Linked DNA regions of Homo sapiens: region 1 is linked to region 2. Evidence: read pairs that join two places in POLR2A ChIA-PET (ENCODE). Cell type or tissue: PC-9. All regions are shown on one strand. Links, peaks and the distances in the headings refer to the core of each region. The heading gives the core; the rest is flanking DNA.

Region 1 (5,154 bases), core at 1,463-3,962, 86 kb after region 2:
TGGAAAGAACATGGCCCACGGTTGAGTTCCGGAGAGGCTGCTTCCTCTCTGGGCGACCTTATTCCACTTCTCTGATCTTGAGTTTCCCAATCTGCAGAACAGGGGGAAGGAAAACTGCCCCCGGGACTGCTGGCATTAAATGAGATCGTGCCTAGAAAGCCCTCGCAGGAAGACCCCCTCCAGGGTCACACACCTCTCTCTTTCCCTCCCCTGTCCCTTTCCCTCTCCCCTCCTGGGACAGACTCCAGGGGAGGAAGCGCTGTCTCTAAGTGGGTGAGGACTCGCCCAGACTCGCCCGCCTGACTCCGCCTGGTTTCTACGTTGCCACCCTTTTGCCACCAAATGGCCACCTTCAGGGTTGGCCCTTTCACTCCCACTGGAGAATCCAACCGGAGCCACAGTCACTGACCAGGGACTTCTGAAGACAGGAGGAGCATCGAATGAGAAGATCCAACCAACAACCCGGTCCCCACGGCAACACGTTGACACTGGTCCTCTCCACCTGAGGCCTCGTCTGGGGCTCCCTACATCTTCAGAAGTGGTTCTACTTTTATGCCCCATTTGTCAATGAGGAAAGAGTTGGGAATCCAGAGAAAAACCCGGGTCCATCTGACTCCAAAACCAGCACTCTGTCCGCTCACGCTTTTCCATGTCAGAGGGCTGTGTGTGTTGAGGAGGGGTCTACCCACTCCTTCATCCCCCAAGCCCTCAGGAAACAAAGAGAGTCCAGCACATAACAAGTGCTCAAGTGGTTGTAGATGAGCAAGGGAATGAATGATGGACAAGCAAGTGAATGAATGAATGCACTTGTGGAGTCCTGCTGTCCTTTCTTTCCCGGAAACTCCCTCTTTCCCCTCCATGCTCTACCCCAAATGGTGTTCACCTCACCCACCATTGCCCCATCCATCCTCCCCTCTCTGCAGCCACCTTGGGCCAACAATAGATGGGACTCCTCCCATCACCTACAGCCCACTTGCAACCTCAGGATGCTTTGATGGGGTTGCCTTGGCAACTGTAAGTTTCCAATTGAAGCAAAAAGTTCCTACCAGGGTTTTCGATGAAGAATGACGGGAGAACCAGCAGAGAAGGTTGCCCAGGCAACGGGAACATTTAAGTCAAACTTTGCGGGTCTCAGTGTGGGGAGATTATCCTCAGCAAGGCGAAGAGATCGGCCCCCTTGCCAGGCGGCTCTGCCAACGCAAGCTGCGCGTTCATGGAGATGGGGGAGGCCCCCAGCCTAACCTCAGCCGGCCGGTTGTTTCTGACAATTATTGATCTGCCATCTCCAGAGTTCTCTGACTCATGACAAGCCCCAGACGGGCCTCGAGCCTGGCAGTGTCTCCAGGTCGACCAGGTGACTCGAGAGGGGGCTTTGTGCCCTCATTTATCTCTGTGCCGGACCCAGGGGTTGGGTTTCTCTCAGTTACTGCCTCACTTTGCCCCTGTCTTTGTTAACTCGTCTGTCCTTTGTCCCCCTGCAGAAGCAGACATGGGCCCTCAGCATATGATGTCAGCGGCTCTGGCGCCCAGCTTTGTTAGCAGCGGTTCCTGAGTGGGTAAAAAGGATGAGCCCCTCTCTCTAGGGAGAAGGAAGGGAGCATGAGAGGCGGGGAAGCCCTGAGGCCTGCGGGTGGTAAGGAAAGCAGCTGGGATCTGACAGACAAGGCTGATTCCAGGGAATCCAGGCCCTGTGGCTTCTGCAGGGGACTGAGACCCCCTGGGGCAAGATCCCCTTTCAGGTGCCTGATCCTGCAGGGTGATGGGGTGGGAGGGTCTTAGACGCACCTGGGCCCCCACCTGCCCTGTGCTATCTCAGCCCCTGGCTTCTGCCCTTTTTTCTTCCCTCTCCTGCTCCCCTCATCCATGTGTAAAAACCAGGCACCCAGAAAACGAGTAGGGTGAAACTTGGTGCCTGCCTTTACCTGCAGGGGGCTTGGGCATCACTTGACCTAGGCCTCCAAGACTCTGCCCTCCTCCCTGGTCCTCCAACAGCCTTCAGCTTCGTCCAGCACCCAGCCCTTTGCACCTGTGGAACCCCCTGCCTGGATCACTCCACCCCTCCCCACCCCCACGCAGGCCTCGACCACACCACTTTTCTCCACCCTCTTTATGGCAGATGTCACACCCTGGAACCGTGTGGTGTTTCTGTTGTCTGCCTACAGTAGGACGTAGGCTCCACGCCACAGGGACTCTGGCTTCCTGGTCGGCCACTTTGTGTCTGGAGCATGGAGCCGGGCAGGTGCCCGGCAGATGTGTGTTGAATAAACAGGTGGGTGGCCGCCTCACGTTCCTCCACGGTAAAGTGACGCTAAGGATCATAGTCACCTCTGGGCTACATGAAATACCATGCGGAAACGTCTGGCAGCGGGCAGGGCAGGGCAGGGCACTTCACTTTCTGTACTAGCTGTAAAGTGAGAAAGAAGCCCTTGGCACTGGAAGCCTGGCTTTTCGTTGACTCTGCAGCTCCTGGTTAGCCCTGTGTGTGAGTTTGTGTTAAATAATCAGTCCGACTCCTCCGCTGGGGTGGTGGTGCCAGTGTGGCCAGTTCTTGTGCAAATAGAACATTTTCAAGATAGTTCTGCCACTTGTACAGCACTCTACGTGCTGTAGAGTTCAGCCCTGAGAGAGAGGGACAGGATCCTGTGTGTCCCGTCCGCCTTGCATGTGGGTCTCACCAGCGGCTTCCTTCATGTCACTCTGGAGCACTCTCACCCACCCCGAGAGGAAAGTGCCGCTATCCCTGCTTTGCAGATGAGGAAACTGAGGCTGGGAGGCATGGAGAGGGCTGCTCAGGGTGAAGCTGAGGGCTGAGATGCTATCTGTGCAGCTCAGGGGCAGGGGGAGGGTGACGGCCTCTTGCTGTCTGGGGAAGGGGCTCTCACTGGCCACTTCCTCCCTCCTGGCTTCTGCCCCTCTGTTCCCTGAAGACCTCAGCCTGCCTGTCCATCCTGACACGACACGGGCCTGCCCTCCCTGCAGACACGCAGCCTCCCTGGGTCCAGGCACAGACACTGGGCCTCACAGAGCCTGGACCTGAGTGCTGTCACCTGTTTTATGTCACAAGTCTGTGTTTCCAGACAGGACATCAGAGAGACAGAGGGACAGAGATAGAGAGACAGAGACAACGGGGCTGAGCAAGCGCGTCAGAGACAGGGACAGAAATGGAGACAAAAGACAGAGAAGGAGACACTGACAGAGTGATTCAGAGAGACACAGAGACAGAGACAGGGACAGAGAGATAGAAACAGAGACAGAGAAAGAGACAGAGGGACAGATACAGAGAGACAGAGATGGGGTAGAGCATCAGAGACAGAAAGGGGCAGAGATAGAGACAAGGCAGAGGAGAGAATGACAGAGTGAATCAGAGAGACAGACAGAGATAGAGACATAAATAGAGACAGAGAGATAAAGACAGAGACAGAGGGACAGATATACAGAAACAGAGACAGGGCAGAGCATCAGAGACAGAAAGACAGGGAGAGAGAGAGAGACAAAAGGCAGACAGGGAAGGAGAGAATGACAGAGTGAATCAGAGACAGACAGACAGAGAGGGACAAATATAGGAAGACAGAGATAGAGACAAAAGATATATATATATATATATATAGAGAGAGAGAGAGAGAGAGAGAGAGAGATAGGGAGAGGGAGAGGGAGTGGGTCCTGGGAAAGAGGCAGAATCAGAGATGGATGCAGAGACAGAGATACTTAGGAAGGGGTGTCTGGAGACTTCGGGGGACAAGTCTCCACCTGGCTGCCACCAGCCCGCTCTCCTCTTCCCTCCTCAGCTCTCCCTCCTGTCAGGACAAGCAAAAGCATCAGAGACAGAGACAGACAGAGATAGAGATGAAAGACAGACAGAGTTGGAGACGGCGATAGAGTGAATGAGAGAGAGACGGCAGCATGTGTGAGGTCGGTGCTGGGAGAGGGGTTTCTCCCCTTCTTTCTGCTTCCCTCCTCCTCTCCCCAACGCCTTCCCCTTCACCACCTTCCTGGCTCCCTCTGCTCCCCTTCCAAGTCTGCACGTTCTCTAAGGCTTCACGTTGTCTCCAGGACAGGGTCCTCCTGGAGCTCCTGATGGGTAAATATTTACACCACAGGGGCGTCCTGGGGAAATTTGTTGCCCTCTATTAAACAAACACATGCCACTGAAGAAAAGAGCATCCTCCGAGCACCTCCCTTCTCCCCTCCCCTCTCTCTTCTTTGGGCTGCAGCAGGCGGGGGCAGTAGGAGCTTTCCAGGGGCTCTGATGGGATGGACAAGACTGGACACCAAGGTCTTCATCGGCAAGAGGTTCCTGTGACACAGACATGACACCCCACAGCCTGCAGAAGGTGGACACAGTCAGGAGGGCCCCCCTGGCTTTGAGAGCAGACGGCAGAGTCCCGTGAGGAAATCTTGGCTTAGCCTCTTCCCCACTGTGTGATTTTGGACACCTTCCTTGACCTCTCTGAGCCTCTGACCTTCTGCCGGACAGTGCTGACTTGCAGAGTTGTTGTAAGGTTTGGAGATCATGGATGCAAAATGTCTCCAACTAGCCTAGCACGTGCTGAACATCTGGCTTCTCGGCCTCTGCACTGTGGACATTTGGGCCTGGATAAGTCTCCGTTGTAAGGGGCTTCCCTGTGCTTGCAAAATGTGGAGTAGCACCCCTGGTCTCCACCCACTAGATGCCAGTAGCATCCTTCAGTTGTGACCACCAAACATGTCTCCAGACATTGACAGATGTCCCCAGAGACAAAATTGGCCCTGGTCGAGAACTACTGGAATAATCATAGTTTATAATAATAGTTTATAATAATAATAGATTATTTATAATAATCTCCTCTTCCCTCCTCAGCTCTCCCTCCTGTCAGGACAAGCAAAAGCATCAGAGACAGAGACAGACAGAGATAGAGACAAAAGATAAAAGATAGAGACAAAAGACACAAAAAATAACAGATTATTTATAATAATTATTTATAATAATCTATTATTATTAATAGTAAGAATGATTTTTTTGAGACGGTCTTGCTCTGCCATCCAGGCTGGAGTGCAGTGGTGCAATCATGGCTTACTGCAGCCTTGACCTCCTGGGTTCAAGTGATCCTCCCACCTCAGCCTCCTGAGTAGCTGGGACTATAGGTGTGCACCACCATGCCTGGCTAATTTTGTGAA
Region 2 (5,154 bases), core at 1,001-3,500:
GTTGGCCAGGCTGGTCTCGAACTCCTGGCCTAAAGCGTTCTGCCCCCTCTCAGCATCCCAAAGCGCTGGGATTACAGACATAAGCCATCAAGCCCAGCCCAATAATAATAAATAATAATCTGGTATCAAAATGCATCAAAACTCTGCCACCAACTTGCTGGACCTTGGTTTCATCACCTCCGTTATGAGAGGTTTTGTTTTTCCTGAGATAGAGTCTTGCTCTGTTACCCAGATTGGAGTGCAGTGGCTCAATCTTGGCTCACTGCAACCTCTGCCTCCTGGGTTCAAGCGATTCTCCTACCTCAGCCTCCTGAGTAGCTGGGATTATAGGCACATGCCACCACATCCAGTTAACTTTTTGTATTTTTAGTAGAGACAGGGTTTCACCATGTTGGCCAGGCTGGTCTCGAACTCCTGACCTCATGATCCGCCCGCCTCACCCTCCCAAAATGCTGGAATTACAGGCGTGAGCTGCCATGCCCGGACTGAGGGGCTTTAATATCACCATAGAGCATTCTTGCCAAAAATGGTTAACTAGAATCTAATTTGAGGAAAAAGACAAATTTAGAATATGGGACATTTTTAAGACAGCTGATCTGTCTCTGTAAAACAATCTTCAAGTCAAAGTCATGAAACACACCCAAAAGACATGACTGGATGGTGGGTGAAGGGAGAGCAGACCTCTAAAGAACAGTTTTGGAGATAACTGAGGAATTGTGACTGGACTGAGAGTAACGAATATTGTGTGATCTTCTTAATGTGCAAATAATAAGATAGATTGATGTCCTTGCTCTTAGGAGCGAAGTGTCATGATGTCCACAACCTACTCTCAAATGGCTCTGAAAAAATTAATACATAAACGTGAAAGTGAGAGGCTGGGCGTGGTGGCTCATGCCTGTCATCCCAGGACTCTGGGAGGCTAAGGTGGGTGGATCACTCGAGGCCAGGGGTTTGAGACCAGCCTGGCCAACATGGTGAAACCTTGTCTCTACTAAAAATTCCGAAATTAGCTGGGTGTGATGGCGGGCACCTGTAATCTCAGCTATGTGGGAGGTTGAGGAGGGAGAATCACTTGAACCCAGGAGGCGGAGATTGCAGTGAGCCGAGATCGTGCCACTGCACTCCAGCCTGGGTGACAGAGTGAGACCCTGTCTCAAAAAAAAAAAAAGCAATTTCACTTCTGGGTATACATCCAAAAGAATCGAAAACAGGAACATGAACAGATATTTGTGAACCCATATGCATAGCAACGTTATTTACAATGACCAAAAGGTAAAAGCAACCCGTGTCCATTGATGGATGAAAGGATAAACAAAATGTGTTGTGTGTATACAAATGAATACACACACACATACACACATGGAAACATTATTCAGCCTTACAAATTAAGGAAATTCTAACACATGCTACAAAAAAGAAAAAAAAAGAGAGAAAGAGAAAAACCAAATAGCAAACTGCTGACCATGGGCAATGTGGGTGGAGGGTGTACTGGTGTGTTCATGGTTCTATTCTTTTTTTTTTTTTTTTTTTTTGAGACGGAGTCTTGCTCTGTCGTCCAGGCTGGAGTGCAGTGGCGTGATCTCTGCTCACTGCAAGCTCCGCCTCCTGGGTTCATGCCATTCTCCTGCCTCAGCCTCCTGAGTAGCTGGGACTACAGGCGCCCGCCAACACGCCCGGCTAAATTTTTTTTTTTTTTTTTTTTTTTTTTTTGAGCCAGAGTCTCGCTCTGTCACCCAGGCTGGAGTGCAGTGGCGCAATCTTGGCTCACTGCAAGCTCTGCCTCCCGGGTTCACGCCATTCTCCTGCCTCAGCCTCCTGAGTAGCTGGGGCTACAGGTGCCCACCACCACACCTGGCTAATTTTTTGTATTTTTAGTAGAGACGGGGTTTCACCGTGTTAGCCAGGATGGTCTCCATCTCCTGACCTCGTGATCCGCCCGCCTCGGCCTCCCAAAGTGCTGGGATTACAGGCGTGAGCCACCGCGCCCGGCCTCATGGTGCTATTCTTTTCAGCTCATTGGTATGTCTGAAATTTTTTCAAAATAAAAAGGGAGAAAGAGAGAAGAGAGGAAAGAAGAGTTGGAATGAGCCCCTCTATTCAAAGCCAATCCCAGTCTTAGAGTCTGGGACCCTGTGCTAGTTGGCTTGGGCCGCCGTAACACAGTACCACAGACTAGGGGCTTGGATAATGGAAATTTATTTCTCACACTTTTGGAGACTGGAAGTCCGAGATCAAGGTGTTAGCAGGGTTGGTAATGAGAGCAAAGATCACCTGGTGGCCATCAAACAAACCATCCAGAGGCAGAACTCCTTATCTGAGGAATGGAGAAGTAATTAGACTTTCCTGTTATCTGAAGCCAGCCATCTGGTGCCAGGCTTCTTTCTTAAAAATGTATAAGTAATTAGAATTTCTCTACATCTCTGGAATGCATGCATATAGAAACTCATCATGCAACCCTTGCTGACATCAAGGCACTGAAATGTTTACAAATGTAATCATGTACCGTGACCTACGCGGCTAACATGGTCCAAATTACCCTTAAGTTCCCGCTTTAAGGTCCATAAATGGCTCTAAGGAAAATCTACCCTGGCACGCCCAGTCCTCTCGCTGAAGCGCCCCGCTGAACTCTGCTGCAGCGTTCTTTCTGTCTAATACAACTTCCCTTTTCAAACCTATACTGTTGTTGGTAAATTCCCCTTACTACCCATGAGCCAACCATTCTCTGCTGCCAGCACTCTAACACCTTGCCAAGCAGTTGGTTTCTTTAGAAGCCTCCCTCCCCAGCCTGCAGATGGCCACCTTCTCCCTGTGACCTCACAAGGCCTCCCTTCTGTACCTGTCTGTGTCCTAATCTTTTCTTATAAGAACACCAGTCATATTGGATTAGGGTTCACCCTAACAGCCCCATTTTAATTTAATTATCTCTTTAAAGGCCCTAATACGGGCGGGGTGTGGTGGTTCATGCCTGTAATCCCAACACTTTGGGAGGTCGAGGTGGGTAGATCACCTGAGGTCAGGAGTTTGAGACCAGCCTGGCCAACATGGTGAAACCCAGTCTTTCCTAAAAATACAAAAATCAGCGAGGCATGGTGGCGGGCGCCCGTAATCCCAGCTACTCGGGAGGTTGAGGCAGGAGAATCACTTGATACTCGGCGGCGGTTGCAGTGAGCCGAGATCACACCACTGCACTCCAGCCTGGGTGACAGAGCGAGACTCCATCTCAAAAAAGAATAAAATTAATAAATAAATGCCCTAATACAATCTCCAAATAGTCTGAGTTACTCCAGGTTAGGGTTTCAACATATGAATTTGAGGGGATTCAGTTATTCCCATAACAGCCTCTAAAGCCACCTTGAGCTTCATCCCTCCCCCATATTCCACAGGGGCACAGAGAGGGCTTTCCCAGCCAATTCCATTTCTCTTTCCTGCACAGGTCTGAGGCTGAGCTCTGGGCAGAAGGACCCTGCTACAGGCATCGGCTGGGAGGGAGAGAAAGGGAGAACCTGCCCTCAACCTTCTCCTCATCCATTCCTAGCCAACTCCCCCGACCACGCCCAGCTGCCCAGGGGCCCCGTCCTGCCAGCTCTCCTGCAAGGAGGCTTCTCCCTGCCCTGGTCTCCAAGGAACAGGCTTCTTCCTGGAGCCCAGGGTCCTTCCTGCCTTCCTTGGCAGGTGGGTCCCTGACCTCCTGCATTGTGGTCACTCCCAACCAAACACCTCCCGGGAGGCGGAAGTTGCAATGAGCCAAGATCAGGCCATTGCACTCCAGTGTGGGCAACAAGAGCAAAGCTCCATCTCAAAAAAAAAAAAAAAAAAAAAAAAAAAGTTGCCCTTTCGAATCCAAGGGCTGCTGTTTTTGCAAGTGGATGAAGGCTTTCCCTGAGTATTCCTCTTGCTTCCTCCCACCTCCTCCTGTAACTGAAGGATTGTCCTGTCCTCCTTAAGCATTCATTCTGCATGTTACCCCAGCAGGACCAGGAACCCCAAATACAAATTTTCCTCTATTCCTCTAATCACTTCCATGCCCTTCTCAAGATGCATCAAGACCCTCAAGGTCAGGCCGGGCACGGTGGCTCAAGCCTGGAATCCCAGCACTTTGGGAGGCTGAGGAGGGCGGATCACGAGGTCAGGAGATCAAGACCATCCTGGCTAACACAGTGAAACCTGGTCTCTACTAAAAACACAAAAAATTAGCCGGGCGTGGTCGCGGGCACCTGTAGTCCCAGCTACTCGGGAGGCTGAGGCAGGAGAATGGTGTGAACCCGGGAGGCGGAGCTTGCAGTCACCCAAGATCGCGCCACCGCACTCCAGCCTGGGCAACAGAGCGAAACCCCGTCACAAAAAAAAAAAAGAAAAAAGAAAAAAAGAAAAAAAAAGACCCTCAAGGTCATATTCAAAGGGAAGGAAGTCCAGCCCCCTTGAGGCAGCTGGCTGAAAAACAGGTTTCTCATATACTAAAAGAACTTGGGAAATGGGAATCAGAAATGGATAATCATTTTGTTGCTAGCATGCTCCAAGCTAGGGTCATTATAAGGTGATGGAGACAAGGACATAGGCTGGCCCAAGGCCACAGGCACAGGAGACAAAAATACCCGCAGGACAGAGATGAAGGCTGATCCCAGGCTAACAGATGACCATTAGAACACAGATGAAGGCCAGGTTAAACTGGTTTATTCTGGAACCCCAAGGATGAAGAGGGAGCCCCCGGTTCACTTCAGTATCTCCTCTGTTCTCAGTGGGTAATTATGATGAGATGGGGCCAAGGTTAAGGGTACACAGTAAGACTGGTTCATTCCGAAACCCTAAGGATGAATGAGGAACGCCCTGTTCAGGAAAGGATAACAGGAAAATAAGAGGATGCCTTCTTTTCTGTTTTTTTTTTCTGCTTTGTTCTCTCTTTGCAGGTGGGTAATCACGTCACCGTATGTCAGGACATGCCCCTGCATTCTCAAAAACTGGGAAGTTTGATCACCCAAATCTTGGAACAAAAAGCCACTTTTCCTTTTGAATACTGTTTGGCCTAAAAATGAACTGGGAGAAAATTACAAAAGTCAGCCTTTCTTTCTCCAAAAGAATCCAGTGCCTCTATGCAGGAAATCCTCAAATTAGCCTTCTCAGGTCTTTTATAATCAACAGCAGAATGAGGAGGACAGG

What was found. Peaks named below come from ENCODE experiments on the same cell type or tissue, not always from the same donor. Only the 100,000 strongest peaks of a DNase experiment are listed, where the experiment ranks them.
Region 1: POLR2A ChIA-PET joins it to region 2 with 5 read pairs; 5 of 35 experiments call an interaction of 5 or more read pairs at or near these places.

Annotation. Positions count from the first base shown.
Region 1 is chr22:35,450,214-35,455,367 of GRCh38, forward strand. It overlaps a transcript of MCM5 not described here. Among named protein-coding and RNA genes, the nearest start is that of MCM5, 53 kb to the left of the region's middle. In PC-9, for the core only: no CTCF peak of the experiment used is centred there; no DNase peak of the experiment used is centred there.
Region 2 is chr22:35,364,976-35,370,129 of GRCh38, forward strand. No RefSeq gene overlaps it. Among named protein-coding and RNA genes, the nearest start is that of HMOX1, 14 kb to the right of the region's middle. In PC-9, for the core only: no CTCF peak of the experiment used is centred there; no DNase peak of the experiment used is centred there; H3K27ac peaks cover 522 bases.